Linked DNA regions of Homo sapiens: region 2 is linked to region 1. A link is an interaction called in ENCODE POLR2A ChIA-PET data of the cell type or tissue named here. Cell type or tissue: OCI-LY7. All regions are shown on one strand. Each heading gives the region's core, and the rest is flanking DNA. Links, peaks and the distances in the headings are about the cores only.

Evidence for each region. Peaks named below come from ENCODE experiments on the same cell type or tissue, not always from the same donor. Only the 100,000 strongest peaks of a DNase experiment are listed, where the experiment ranks them.
Region 2: POLR2A ChIA-PET joins it to region 1 with 5 read pairs; 4 of 35 experiments call an interaction of 5 or more read pairs at or near these places.

What each region holds. Positions count from the first base shown.
Region 1 is chr7:35,718,431-35,726,393 of GRCh38, reverse strand. LINC03013 (long intergenic non-protein coding RNA 3013) reads right to left here. Exons shown (of 2, transcript NR_108083.1): 2 at 6,682-7,324. Among named protein-coding and RNA genes, the nearest start is that of LINC03013, 6.0 kb to the right of the region's middle. In OCI-LY7, for the core only: CTCF peaks have their summits at 3,077 and 3,276; a DNase peak (open chromatin) is centred at 4,143; H3K4me3 peaks cover 1,318 bases; H3K27ac peaks cover 3,359 bases.
Region 2 is chr7:35,820,586-35,828,548 of GRCh38, reverse strand. All of the region lies in intron 1 of SEPTIN7 (septin 7), which reads right to left. Among named protein-coding and RNA genes, the nearest start is that of SEPTIN7, 24 kb to the right of the region's middle. In OCI-LY7, for the core only: no CTCF peak of the experiment used is centred there; no DNase peak of the experiment used is centred there.

The DNA.
Region 1 (7,963 bases), core at 1,351-6,350:
CCCTGCTTTCTGGCTCTTATGCATCTAACCATTGGGGTCTAAAACCAAATCCAAAGAGCTAGGAAGGAAGAGAATCCATACCATCCTTCCAACCTCCTCCTCTTGGTTCTTAGCTCTCTCAGCAACACTTGGTTCTACTCCCCAGGTCACAAAGCAAAACTTCCCAACCATATCAACAGAGACAAACAGATACTCTTGTGTCTGTGAGAGTGTAGGTGTGCTGATGGGTGTCTACACTAACAGTCTACAATTAGGTTTGACTGGTCAAAATATATTTTATGTGCTACTTAATAGTTTTAATTCACTCTAATAACTGAAATATCTGGTTTTAAGTAGATTCTGAAGAGAAATGCTCCACATTACAGTGTCTTTCCCTAAAAGATAGAACCTACATACACATTGGCCGGGTGCGGTGGCTCACGCCTGTAATCCCAGCACTTTGGGAGGCCGAGGCGGGCAGATCACGAGGTCAGGAGATCGAGACCATCTTGACTAACACGGTGAAAACCCATCTCTACTAAAAATACAAAAAATTAGCCGGGCGTGGTGGCAGGCGCCTGTAATCCCAGCTACTCAGGAGGCTGAGGCAGGAGAATGGCATGAACCCGGGAGGCGGAGCTTGCAGTGAGCCGAGATAGCGCCACTGCAGTCCGGCCTGGGTGAAAGAGCAAGACTCCATCTCAAAAAATAAAAATAAAAATAGTAAAAATAAAAAAAAAATAAAAAAAGAACCTACATACACATTGATGTCATGTAATTCACAGGAGCTGCACAGGTGAGAACCTGTTTGTTGTGGGAAGAAGCAAGAGCTCCTCCCCACTTCCCGTGCAGGGCTGGGGTACGCAGCTGCTGTTTAAGAGCAAGGCCTGAGGTCTAGCAATGTTCTTGCCCATGTGAGGCCTGGTTTTGCCTCAAAGTAGAACTTCTGAAACAGAAAGTTTCCTTATCTCCCTGGCAGGACATGCGACAGATGTGCGGCTCGCATGTTCAGTGTCCCACTGCTCAAACCCCTAGGGGGAGCATGCAGACAGGTCGTGGGGAGCTCCGGACAACTGACATTTTTCTCAGTCTTTAGTAGAGTAGCATGCGGTGTTAAAGACGAGTCCTCGGTTCATCTTCCATCCATATTTCCAGACATAAGTTCTCCTTGAAAAGAAATGCTGAAACTTGTGGTTAAAAGGTACCCATGGAGCTCCGACCTCACAGCAGTGCCTAGGGTTGAGTATTTACAGCTCCTGAAGCCCCAGTGGGCATGTGTTACAGTGTGCTCTTTCAGTTTTGCCGTCTGCAGGCAACTTGTGTTAACCAGCTCAATTAGACCCTCTGCCGTATGACAAGGACAGAGGGCCTCTGTATCCTCAGTTCTTGCCCTAGCGTACCGGAAAGAATCGGATAACATGTAGGCTTGGAAGATCGGTGCAAGGTTTTATTGTGTGGTGGAGGTTGCTCTCAGCAAGGTGGATGGGGAGCCAGAAGGGGGATGGAGTGGGAAGGCGGTCTTCCCCTGGAGTCAGGCTGTCCAGCGGCTGGACTCTCCTCTGACTGCCCCGACCGAATTTTCTGCATCGTCTTGCCTCAATGGCCTGCTGTTGTCTGCTGGTGTCTGTCGGTGCGCTCTTCTGCTCCTCTGCTCCTCTCAACGTCCAACTGCTTGTGTCCACGCCCGCTAGGGTCTCAGGGTTTTTATGGGCACAGGATGGGGGTGTGGCAGGCCAGAGTGGTCTTGGAAAATGCAACATTTGGGCATGAAAACACGGGTGCCTGTTCTTACTTAGGTCCATGGGCACAAGCCTGAGGGTGGAGCCCTCGCCAGGAACCCCACCCTTGTCTACCCAGCACTTCCCTGGCCACCTCCTGTGTCACTTCTACTGTTTCCTGGTGAAAATAGTAACACTGAGAATGAGTTGGGGTGGAACATTGACCTCTCAAAACATTTATCATTTTCTCATGTAACAATGATGGTGTCATTTCCTGTTAGGGGCATTGGGGAATAAAAACACTTTTTAAAAAGTATAAAACATTCTCTTTGGAAATTTACAATAAAAAAAAAACACGATTCTTTAGTGAGTACTTATCCAGGCACTATTTAATTTACACTCAACATGGAGCCTATCAGTCAATCGTCATATAAGGTAGAAGCTACCATAGCTTCATTTTACGAATGAAGAAACTGAGGTGTAGACAAGTTGAGTAGCTCACTCAAGGACACAGCAGAGTCAAGATTCAGACCTGGATATCCCGATTCCGGGAGCTTTGCTCTTACCTGATGCACTCTTCCCCTCACCTTTAAGAATTTGAAGACTGTTGCCAGTCAGTTCATCAGATTCCCCTCAGTATGTATTTGAACACAGCACAATCTGTAAGTTGGTGTAAAAGCAGTCATTGACTGGCAAGAATTCTAAGGGTAATCTCATCAAATTACAATGCTCATCTTTCTGAGTAGAAATTTGGGTTTAAAGCTTTAAATTCTTAAAAAATAATACAGCCTCTAAAAAAACCCTACCACTGGTTATATTTATATCTACTTGTGTTATGATATAGAAACTTAGTTTCATAAGTAACTGCCAACATGTTTCCCAAAGTGGCTGTACCATTTTGCATTCCCACCAGCAATGAATGAGAATTCCTGTTGCTCCTCACCCTTGGCAGCATCTGGGGTTGTCATATTCTGGATTTTGGCCATTCCTATAGGTTTGTGTAGTGGTATCTCACTGTTGTTTTAATTGGCATTTTCCTGATGACATATGATGTGAAGCATCTTTTCATATGCTTATTTGCTATCTGCATATCTTCTTTGATGACATGTCTTGTCAAGATCTTTTGCCCACTGTTCAAATGAGTTGTTTTCTTATTGTTGAGTTTTAATAGTTTAAATGTAGAGAGAAATAGATGATGTTTGTTTACTAGAGTAATCAAGATATAATCATTTTAAGAGCTAGTTGATAGCAAATATAAGTTATTTGCTCTAAATTTGATAATATAGAAATCTATCTCTAATATAATAATAATAGTGAGAGACTGTATTCTTGTAGGGAAATTTTTTCTAAAAAGCGTGGTAAAGCTCTGATGATTCTATAATAGGTTCAAAGGATTGGATTTGTTAGATGTTGATGATGTTGATGGGTTGCTAGATGTTAGATCATGACTCATGATCTAACATCATCTAACACAATCTAACGTGATCATCGTCATGACTCATGATGAGAGAGAGCACAGCATAGTGGTTAAAAGTATGGATGCTGGCGTTCAAGTCCCAGTATTGACACTTATTATTTGTGTGACATTGGGCAAATTACTCAATCAGTGTGGCCTCAGTTTCCTAACCTGAGAAATAGGGAGTACAATATTACCTACCATTGTGGACTGAATGTTTGTGTCCCCCAAAATGCATATGTTGAACCCCTAACCCCCAATGTAGCTGTATTTGGATATGGATATGGTGGCTCTAAGAAAGTAATTAAGGTTGAATGAGGTGTTAAAGATGGAGCCCTGATCCCATAAATTAGTATCTTCATAAGAAGAGACACCAGAGAGCTCACTCACTCTGAGGAACACAGAGGAAAGGCCAGGTGAGCACACAGTGAGAAGGCAGCTGTCTGCCACCTACGAGGAGAGCCCTCACCAGACACCAGCTCTGCTATACCTTGGTCTTGAACTTCCAGTCTCTGGAACTGTAAGAAAATAAATGTTCGTTGTTTAAGCCACCTAGTCCATGGTGTTTTGTTATGGCAGCCCAAGCTGACTAATACCTGCCTTGCAGGGCTGTTGAAGGATGAAATGAGTCAATACACATGAAACGCTTTGCACAGTGTCTGGCACATGGGAAGCACTATATAAGTGTTAGCTGGAATTGCTGACCTCAGATCTGTAGATCTGGGGTTTGAGAATTGGTGATGTTTTGCACAAGTGTGATATACATAATTGTACTGAGTTTTGAAAAACATATTTGAATAACTAATTTTAAATTAATTAAGTGGGAAAACATTTTCATTCTAAAGTCAACCCAGTCGGATGAGAGTAAACATACCAATCTAGGTTAGGGCCAACATCTCATGCCTTCCTCCTTTCCTCCACTTCTCCTCGGTTCCCTCTTCCCTGGATATAACCTCTACCCAACGATAAGCAAGTTGTAATGGGTCTCTGGGGAAAGAGAAGACAGAACAGGAAATGTCTGCATAGATAGGGGAAGCCTGTAAAATGCAGATGATGGTTGTAATTTTAGGAGTTCAAATATAAATGGCATCGAGTTGAACTCTAATTTTAAAATAGTAGAGGCTAAAATGCTTAAATGTTAGTCTTTAAATGATTTTTTTCCTTTTATTGTATTTGACTTGTACATATTTGGATCCTTAAATCTTTAGATAACTATCATAAAAGTCAATTTAGGATGGAAGAATTATTTTCTGTGAAGGGTCAGGGAACCATGGACAAAGAAACAACTGCTTTAGATAAATATTAAAATATACTTTCAGTCCCAAAGTATCACCTTAAAGGGGGAAGAGGAAGAAAAGCTGGACAAGCAGGAAGAAAGAGGGAGAAATGTAAAGAAAGAGAAAGGAAAAGAAATAGAAAAAGAAGAGAAAGGAGGAAATAGAAGCAAGGGAATAAAAAGAGCGTTATAATAAAATTTGGTTCTATAGGTTTTGAGGGGTTTTTGTCAAGGTCATTTGTAAAGTTCCTCCAGCGGAAAGGAACAAGAATTTTCTGCACCTTTTTAAAATGTAGATGAACTAATTGGCAAGTGTTTATATGGCTTCCACTGTCCCCACCCTGGGAAGAACAATTTTTGGCCTGCCTGTGTGACAGATATCCTGGCCCTCCAGATTTGGAGATGTAGCACTCGGTCTAGTTTTAGCAGTAAGATTTAGACTGGTGAATGACTGTCCCACTTCCTCCTTCCTCAAATGCATGGATAGGTAAGACCTTCCCTGAGCTGGGGGATTCCATCTGGCCCACCTCTTGCTTCCCTGGGCTAGAGACTCTGCAAGCTGCTGTCTCCACAGGGCTTAGGTCCTGATAGAAACCAACTGAGAGACAGTGGCATTTAGGACTATACATGTGGGCATATGTCGGACACAGAGAATGACTAAGAGAGATATCTTTAGCTCCCTTCCTGTCTTCTTCAGGCTCCCATCCAGCAAGAATATACCCTTCCAGGTTTTTATAGTTTGGGAGTAGAGAATGACATTTTTTAATTAGTTCAATCAATATTTATTGAGCATATACTATGTTACAGGCAATGTGGATACAGATAGGCATTGGAGAAAATGTCAAAGTTCCTGCCTCCTTGAGTCTGCAGTCAGGAAGGCAATAAATATCCCTTATTTGGGCAATTTTGTACTCTTCCAATATGTGACCAAATATGGGCACATCTTCCAATACACAGACTGACCCCTGTCCCCTTTATGTAAATAAAGAAAGAAATCTTTGATGACCAGGAAATAATCTGAAAGGCAATTGTTCATGTTCTCATTTGTAAAAAGACTTTTAAGGGGTTGGGTGTGGTGGCACATGCCTGTGATGCTAGCACTTTGGGAGGCTGAGGCAGGAGGATTAGAAGCCCAGGTGTTCAAAACCAGCCTGGGCAACACAGTGAGACCCTGTCTCTACCAACCAAAAAAAAAAAAAAAAACAAAAATAAAAACATAAAATATCTTATTTAAAAAATAAGTCTTAAATATTATTTCACTTTAACTCAACCCTCATGCAGTCAAAGCAAAACAAAACAGAAAATTTGCTAACCTTTAAACCCAGGACAGGATCTTTTACAAGGGCAGCCCTTGCAACCTCCTGGGAGAAAGTTCATTCTCTGGGTTTCAGCTATAGCAGCCTCTCTCCCTTGCTTCTTACTTAGTTCTAAGTTCCTGGATCAGTGTGGCATGCTGGACCCATTGTCCTCGCGGTGTGGAATCAGAAGCAAGCTGTAAAAGCGTGTTCCTTCTGGTTGTTCTGGTTGCTTTGGAGGCTTTCCATCTTCATCACCTTCTGAACTGGCCTGAAGCTTTACAATGGCTCCTTGGTGAGGGGTTGCCTATTAATCACCCCATCTCTGCTCTTACTCACTGGCAGAGCACTGATTATGTTCAGGCATAACAACCCCCACCCCCATTCTCCTCCATCTAAGGATAATGGCAATCTCTCCCTCCTGGCCAAGTGATCCACTTAAACAGGTGTTTGTGACTTGTTCCACAGTTAAGTAAGTGGGTCAAGAGAGTGGCAGAAAGGCCTGCAGGTTTTTCCTTGCCCTTAAAATGAGACTTATGAAAAGAGATACTTTTTGTATCTGCATACTTTTTGCATTTGCATTTTGCATGGCATGATAGCAGCCACCTTGCAACTACCTTTAAGCCAGCTGGAGGACGAAACTGATAGGCTGAGGATGGCAGGGTAGAAAGTGGGAAAGAATTTGGGCCCTTGATTATCAATCAAGCTGCTGAATCAACTGACCCTAGGACTACCCTACTCAAGATGTCTCATTATATAATACACTGTATTTTCCTTTGCTTAAATCAGTTGAGTCAGTATCTTCCAGTATGCGTGACTGGATGCCTCCTGATACACCTGCCTATGTCCACTAATACGGGCACCAAAGAATCTCAGATGGTGGTCATGGGTAGGTTTCTGTTTGGCTATTCTGCAATTTCAGGAGAAGGAAAATGACAGGATAAGAAATTAATGCTGTTAATTGTAATCAATTGTTAATTAAATTTTTATTTTGAGATAACTGTAGATTCACATGCAGTTGTAAGAAATAAGGCAGAGATATCCCGTATACCCTTCAAACATTTTCCCCCAATGGTAACATCTTGCAAAACTATAGTACAATATCACAATGTTGATTTCTACCCCTCTACCTCACTTCAGAGCATATCCATGTATATACATTTTATATTTTAGGCTTCATAAATTCCTAGTTTAAAAACAGTTTACTTGGATTGAACTTTGTACTTTTCCAAGGCATTTTCTAGTCCACTATTTCTCTTAAGGCTTAAAACATCTCTGACTAAGTGAACAAACAGATGAACAAATGAAACAAACATCTATACAATCAGAAGTTAAGGGAGGTTTGAAATAGGCACTGCCACAGAGTAACTGTTAGAGAAGGAGTTCCATGGTACAAACTTTGCACTCTCCATCTACGAAAGGTGGCAGAGTCCTTGAAGTGTTTTTCCTCTCTCCAGCCAGTCCCCACCACTACTGATAATTAAATCCTTCTTGTCAAAGGACAGGACTGGTTCTGGAACAGGTGATTTCAACATCGTGGTGAGTAGTATTATGGAAGCTGGCAAGCACTGTATAAGATGGATCCTTTTGTGCTCATCACCTGTCACGCAAAAAGGTTTGTTATTTTGTGATGATTTCCATGAAATCTCATGGGCTCTATTGGGGGAAAGTTACAAAGCAAGAATTAACAAATAAAGATAAGAGATGGGCCAAAGTTATCTATTGGACACACCATCGGTGGGCATTCCTTGTCCCCTTGCTGCTCTCCTTCTTATAGGGCAAGAGTGAGAACAACCTAGTGGGTGGGAGGGTAATCAGACTTATTGAGTAACATCAGTGTGGGGTTAGACACCAGCTCTCTGAGTTGCCTGGGAAAGTCAACTTTCAGCACCTGAAGGCACTGGGGTCTGTGGAAGGGAGAAACTGGTCTCATGAGCAGTTTGGACGAACCCCTCCTGTGGGGATAAGGTTGGGGGCCTCAGGTGCCAATTGGCTTGTTATCCAGACAATGCAGGTGAGCCACCTAGGTCAGTTGTTGCCAATCCTGATTGTGGCAGGGTACATTTTATTCATCTTCAGATCCCCAGCTCTTAGCACACAGCCTGGCATATGATAGGTACATGAACAATGTCTGATAATGTAATGATTGAATGTGCTTTTGTGCCAATTAAAAACAAGTAATTTGGGTTTTGCTCATGGAAGGAGAGGAGGGCTAATAATAGACATTGTTGCCTACATT
Region 2 (7,963 bases), core at 913-5,912, 100 kb before region 1:
AAATGGGCCGGACTTGGTGGCATGTGCCTGTAGCAGTCCCAGCTACTTGGGATGCTGAGGCACAAGAATCGCTTGAACCTGGGAGGCAGAGGTTGCAGTGAGCTGAGATCGTGCCACTGCACTCCAGCCTGGGCAACAAGAGAGAAACTCCAGTCTCAAAAAAAAGAAGAAGGGGGTCGAGGCAAAGCCCTGGAGCAGAGAAAGATCAGTCAGTGGAGACAGGAAGAAAACCAAGATCATCTCAGGGATGGAGGATTCACTTAACTATGCTGAATGCTACAGAGAAAGATACCATTACAGAAACAGACATACTGATAAAATTTGGAAATAAGGTCACTGGTAACTTAAAAAATAAGAGCAGTCTCAGTAACATGGTGACAAAGAAGAGTAACTAGGATGATTTACAGTAGACAATTATTTGCATGTAATTATTATAATAAATATTTTTTAAAATAAAATTATTTTAAACATTTTGTCAGTTCCCCCATATGACTGATTTCCCAGAGGGAGAGAACCATGTCATATTCATCTCTATGTTCTTAGCAAAGTGCTGACACACAGTAGATATTTTAAAAATCTGAATGACTACTCTTTCAGGAAAACATCTTCTGAGGAAGAAACTCTGTACAAAGATAAAACATGGGTTTGGCTAAAAACATATCATCCCAAAATTCGTATAGAAGTGTCCTATCAGATACAAAAATATGGCTCTGAAGCTACCTAGCACAAATACTATTTAGAAAATATACTAATAATTTGGCCAGGCATAATGGCTCCAGCCTGTAATCCTAGCATTTTGGGAGACCGAGGCAGGCAGGTCTCTTGAAGTCAGGAGTTCGAGACCTGCCTGGCCAACATGGTGAAACCCTGTCTCTACTAAAAATACATAAATTAGCTGGGCATAGTGGCGCACACCTGTAGTCCCAGCTACTCTGGAGGCTGAGGCAGGAGAATCACTTGAACCTGGGAGGCAAAGGTTGCAGTGAGTGGAGATCGCGCCACTGCACTCCAACCTGGATGACAGAGCAAGACTCTGTCTCAAAAAAAATAAAAAATTTAATACTGGTCGATTAAAACATATAGACTTGTCATATCTCATAAGAATTTTTCCATACCCTAAATTCTAAAATCAACCATAGTCTGTAATTCAAAAGACTTAACCACCCACTGATTCTTTTCCTGCACAAATGTTCACAGTGCCAGTGTGAAATATCTCGGGATAAGGAACATTATTTATAGATGTGAGTGATACAATTGTGGCATTTATAAGTATGTATAAATAAAAGCATATTCACCCAAGCTTCTACAAAAATACCCCTAGGTCTTTAAAGTATTCCTTGATTTCAAACATTAGTCATTTAAGAAGAAACATTTATCAAATAATCTTTTCTAAAAGCGTATCTGCTAGATATGCTTTACAAAATCTTTTAGATGTTAAATCTGTATGTTAAAAGCATAGTTAAGAAAAATCAAACTACGGTAACTCCACTGTTTGATGGAAAAATCAACTTAAATACAATATCCGGTAACTTAGTTCTAACCTTCCTTCTAAGGTTACATTAGTTCAGCACAAATATATTCAAGTAACAGCACGCTTCAAACAAGTTCTAATAGATAGATTACTGAAATTCTTTAAGAATTCTTTACGTTCTCTTGCCATTTGTTCCTATTCCAAAGTTACCCAAATCTTGCTATCTAAAATGCCATTACCATTTTTAAAACTCTGAATACTAATTTTCAACAAATTTTCCAGTAGATAAAAATTTTCCAATAGGAAAAAGCAGCAACTTATTTTGAAAACTATTAAATATGCTTTTTAGTAACAAAAAATTGATCAAGGGGAGTTTGTAACAGAATGGATGCCTAATAAAAATCAGAATTTGAGAAAAACAACCCTAGAAGGAACTACAAACCTTCAACTTCCCAATATCATTACAAAATGAGATGTTTAATAAAAAACTAAAATGACTAGGGATTATAATGCGCACCTCAAATTACCTTAACACACCCAAATTCTATTTGCAGTTTAAACATCAAGCTACAAAAATCCAAGGTTTACATTAGTAACTTTGTATTTCAAAAATAGCCATTGATCTTTTCTAAATAACTCCAATCTGCCTCCCTTTGGATTTTAAAAAATATATATATATATAAATATACATATATATAGCATATTGTTTTACACACTGACGAAGTATGTTTCTCCTAAAGTGTAAGTAATTCTAAATATGAAAAACAACCACAGACTACAAAAGGAAAAGATATTAATGCAGAAGTTTACTTCTCAACTCCTTAGTATTCCTAACAAAAGCCTTATATCATACACAGATATGTGTCTGGTACTTGCTTAGTCAAATTCCTACCATCTCTCATACAGCCTAAGGGAAAAGTTAAAGAAATTCATTTGCCATTTAAATGTTTTAAATATTTTAAGTATAACTGGTCTAAAAATGCCTAGATTCTAGATTTAATATAATATGAAAACTAAAATATTACAAGATTACATAGGCATGTCCTAAATATCAGTTTTTATGTTCCTCATCCCTCAACTATTTTAAAGGTTCATAACCTATTTAGCATGCCCCCAGCTCTCCTCTTTTTACTGATATGAACAACTGGGTACTGACAGAACCAACTTTTATTTTCTTAATCCTATTCTGGATTCTCAGTTAATCTGTTAAAAAGATTCTAATATTTAACTCTATAAATACATACAAGAATGAGATAACTTAAAATTTAAATCAATTTTTCTTTGCTCTGAACTTAGAGTTCAGATCTTAACTTCCTAGACTTACCTCATTCCTTCACTCATTCATTCAACATACTTACAATATGCCAAGCATATATGTGTGTTCTAGTAAACAGGAATATAAAAGCTAATAAAAACAAGATCCCTGCTCAAGAAGCTAAGAATCTAATAGGGAGGTGAGATAAGCTAGAGGACAATTAAAATAATTCAGTGATAAATGCCCTGATACAGGAAAGCACAGAAGGATATATAAGAGCAAACAAGGAAGGGTGTTTCATCCTATCCTGGGATCAGATCCTTTAGATACTGAAGGACTGACTAGTAGACCTTAATTTGATGACAGATGAGGGTGGGAGCTGGAGAATATGGGTCTCAGTCAGTTGAGTTATTAACTGCAAAGGCCCAAAAGCAAGAAGAGCGTATGGTTCCTTATAGGAACTACAAACAGTTCAATACAACTCATTTTTAGGATCAAGGAACTATAGCTTAGGAAAGTTAAGCAAAAGTCAGATGAGGAAGGACTTTGTTGGCCATACTTAGGAACTTAGACTTCATCTTGAAAGCTTAGGAAGAACACTAAAGATACAAAGAGGAATGCACAATCACATGAATTCACATGCAGAGTCACATTCATACTTTAGAAAATTACTACTGACAAGAATATTGATGATGAACTGGAGGAGAAAATGGTAGTAATCCCCAAGAGCTGCTCCAGCTGCTCAGGGGAAAAATAAAGGCTTGAACCAAGATAGAGGTAGTAAGGATAAAGAGAAATATAGGTTAGAACTCTACTAGCCATTAAGGTAGCCACTAGCTACATGTGGCTACTGAGTACTCGAAATGTAGCTAGTCTGAATTAAGATGTGCTGTAAGTGTAAAATATCATATTTTAAAGACTTAGTATAAGAATCAAAAATATCTTATTAATAATTTTATACTGATTGCATGTTGAAATAAAATTTTAGATATCCCAATTACATAAAATATAAAACTAAAGTTAGTTTCACCTGTTTACTTTTTAAATGTGGTTATTATGAAAGCTTAATTACATATGTGGCTTGCATCAAATTGCTATTGGACAATGCTAGGTTAGATATTAAAGACATGAAATGACAGATCTCTGTAACTAACTTGTAGAAGGGTGATAAAATTCAGATTTCTTAATTTGGGCTTGAGCAATTAAGATGAATGGTGAGTACCAACTGTTAAAAGTAGAAATCATCTGAGTTAAGGTGGACTTTGGGAAGACAATGTCTAGTAGGCAGTTGTATATATAAAGGTTAGAAATGCTAGAAACATCTAGGTTAGACAGATAATGAATATCTTAAGTAATCAACATTTAAATGGTATCAAGGCCATGGATATGAATCCAAATACAGCATACAGAGTAGGAAGCAGGCCAAGAAGCAACACCAACATCCCATCATAATCACCTAAACAAACCTAGGAAAAGCTGAGAGAAAAGAAGAATCAAAGAGTTCCCAGAAGCATTTCAAAGGAGGTCAACTGTAGCAGCCCCCTCAAGAAGTGGTTAACTATACCAAATGCTCTGGATTGGTCAATCTAAGGATACAGAAAAATCTACTTATTGTCATTGGAAACCACTCTCAAAGCTGTATCAATGGAAAGATAGGGGAAGAAGGCAGACTGGAAATAAATAAGCAGAAAAAAAAACTACAGGAGGTGAGTATAAGCAATTTTTTTTAATGCTTATCTTTGAAGAGAAGAACAACAGGATAGCAGCCAGAAAATACAAGGTCAAGAGTTTTAAGCACTTAAAAAAAAAAAAAGGCAGATGGTTCTATTTGTGTGAATGCTAATAGAAAACACCAAGTAGCAGACAAAGTTAAGTAAGGACACAGATAACATTTATGGAATGAAGGACAGGATTTTCCCTAAGTACCAGATATAAAACAACTTGAAAATCCCAAAAAAAAAGAGAAGAGAAGTAGGGGATTTTAAGAAGTAAAGATGTGAAACAGCAACCATAAGAATAGAGAGAGAGACTAGGAATACGTAACAGCCATCCAAGCAATTTTGTCCACCTGGTTAAGGCTGAAGACCATAAATCTTTGACTGTATCCCTGAAGCCATGTGATCTTTTCCTCCAGTAGCAATCCATAACTTGAGTACAATAAAATTGGCTGTAGGAGTCATTTGAAACTTGCTTTGCAGGAAGGGTACACAAAAGTACAAGACCAAGAGAGATGACAAATACAGATGAAGTAATTCAGTGAATGAAAATGGAGAGGATCAAGGATGGAAGGCAGGAAGTAAAGAAGACAGTAAAAAAATAAGTTGCTGGGCACGGTGGCTCATGCCTGTAATCCCAGTACTTTGGGAGGCTGAGGCGGGCAGATCACCTGAGGTCAGGAGTTCAAGATCAGCCTGACCAACATAGAGAAACCCCATCTCTACTAAAAATACAAAATTAGCCAGGCGTGGTGATGCATGCCTGAAATCCCAGCTACTTGGGAGGCTGAAGCAGGAGAATCCCTTGAACCTGGGAGGTGGAGATTGCAGTGAGCCAAGATCACGCTATTGTACTCCAGCCTGGGCAACAAGAGCGAAACTCTGTCTCGAAAAAATAAATAAATACATGTAAGTTATGGTTAAAATGGACTATACAATTAAGATTTTAGAAGTGGAACATAAGTTGCAGATGATAGCCCCACAGGGTTATTATTTCTTTTTTTAATATTTTACTTTTAAATATTTTTTCTTCCCACCCATTCCTCCATAGGGCTATTAAAAGGATGGCTCTCAGATGAGACAGAGAGAGAAAAAAAAGGATGGCTCAAGCACAGTCAAGAAACTGAAGCTAACTTACTGAAAGTGTCTTACACATGGGCCAAAAATGTCCCAGAATGATGATGGAGCTTGGAGCAGAAAGAAAAATTGAGTGTTAGATGTCATCTTTAATATTAGAACAAAACAGGGGTGTGGTAGCTGAAAATTTTAAGAAGGGGTAGAAAACATTGCTGCTAAACAGTAAAACTGTAAGGAAGCAGGGTTCTTTTTGAAGGAGAATGGCCTAGAATCTAGACCAGTGTTGTATCATGGAAATATTAGGTAACCACATATGCAATTATAAATATCCCAGTAGAGGGGTCCCCAACTTCCAGGCCATGGACTGGTAGCGGTCTGTGGCCTGTTAGGAACTGGGCCGCACAAGAGGAGGTAAGTGGCGGGCAAGCAACTGAAGCTTTATCTGTATCTCCAGCCTCTCGTATTACCGCCTGAGCTCTGGCACCTGTCAGATCAGCGGCAGCATTAGATTCTCATTGGAGAGTGAACCCTATTGTGAACTGTTCATTCAAGGGATCTAGGTTGCGCAGTCCTTATGAGAATCTAATGCCTGATGATCTGTCACTGTCTCCCATCACCTCTAGATAGAACCTCATCTCTTAAAAAAAGAAAAAAATAAAATAAGTATTAGGCTGAGTGTGGTGGCTCACTCCTGTAATCCTAGCACTTTGGGAGTCCGAGGCGGGTGGACTGCCTGAGCTCAGGAGTTCAAGACCACCCTGGGCAACATGGTGAAATCCTGTCTCTACTAAAATACAAAAAATTAGCCAGGTAGTCCCAGCTCCTCAGGAAGCTGAGGCACGAGAATTGCTTGAACCTGGGAGGCAGAGGATGCAGTGAGCCAGGATGGTGCTACAGCACTCCAGCCTGGGCGACAGAGCGAGACTCTGTCTCCAAAAGTTAAAAAAATAAAATGAGGCCAGGTGTGGTGGCTCACGCCTGTAATCCCAGCACTTTGGGAGGCCAAGGCGGGTGGATCATCTGAGGTCGGTCAGGAGTTCGAGACCAGCCTTGCCAACATAGTGAAACCCCGTCTCTACTAAAAACACAAAAATTAGCCAGGCATGCACCTGTAATCGCAGCTACTCAGGAGGCTGAGGCAGGAGAATCATCTGAACCCCGGAGGTGGATGTTGCAGTGAGCTAAGATCGTGCCACTGCACTCCAGCCTGTATGACAGAGTGAGACTCCATTTCAAAATAAAAATAAAAATAATAAAGTGAGTACTAGTGCCCAGTACTGGGTGATGATGTGGAAAAAGAGACACTCTCCTACATGACTTTTGGAATATAAACTTAAACCACTTACTTAAAGGGCAATTTAACCATGTGGACCAAAAACTGAAGTTTTTATTGTCTTAAATTCAACAAATTCCACTTCCAGAAATGGATAGTCTTGAGAATCATACATGATTAAGATAAAAGAATATTCAACAAAGCACTGCTCATAATAGTAAAAAATTGTAACAATTTTTGATGAGTTCTAAAGACAAGTGAAACTAAAATTGTATTACAGTACCTCCATGTATTAAAATACCAGGCAGCCATTAAAAGTAAGGTTTTAGAAAAATATGCATGGACAGATAATGATATATTGACTAGAAAAACATTCTTAAACACTTGTCACAGGAGAACATCAAAGAAATTGGTGGAGTAAATACTTCAGAAAATTCTGCTTCATTAAAAGCAAGGAGAAAACTGACACAAACTGTTCAAATCAACTTAACTTAAAATTCTGGAAATTAACTAAAAGCTTGCAGGAATCCAGGTAATGCTGATTCAAGACAAGGGGCTGAGCCTTGGTAAAAACAGCAGCTCTTGCATTTTAACTTGCCCATTGTCATCTCTCTACCTCTACAGTAGCCTTGAAAACCATCAGCACACAATCACAGTAAAAACCAGCAGCCTAGTGGCAACTGGAAAAAAACAGAACAATCATGGAATGCTTTCAAAGCCTCACTCTCAAACTGCTGTCATTATTTGATGTGTCTGGTAGTCCCTAAAGGCCCACTCACAAGTGACCACTAAGATAACCAAGCAGAGATTTCAGTGACAACATATGGCAAAAATTAACTTCACAGAATTAGTTCGAAAAGGAACTAAGCAAATAACAAAAAGCAACAACAATAAACCCTGCAGAGAAGGGAGAATCTGATTTCCAGAGCTGCCACACTGTATTATTTGAAATATTTAAAATGTCTAGTATTCAAGAGAAAAGTATGAGCCTTGCAAAAAAAACTCAAAACTGCATGGCCCATGTACAGGGGAAAAAAGCAACAGTCCCTGAGAAAGCCCAGACATTAAACAAATACTTTAAACCTGCTATTTTAGATATGTTCAAAGAACTAAAGAAAAGTCTAATAAACTGTCAAGTATGAAAACAATGTTCATCAAATAGATAATATCAA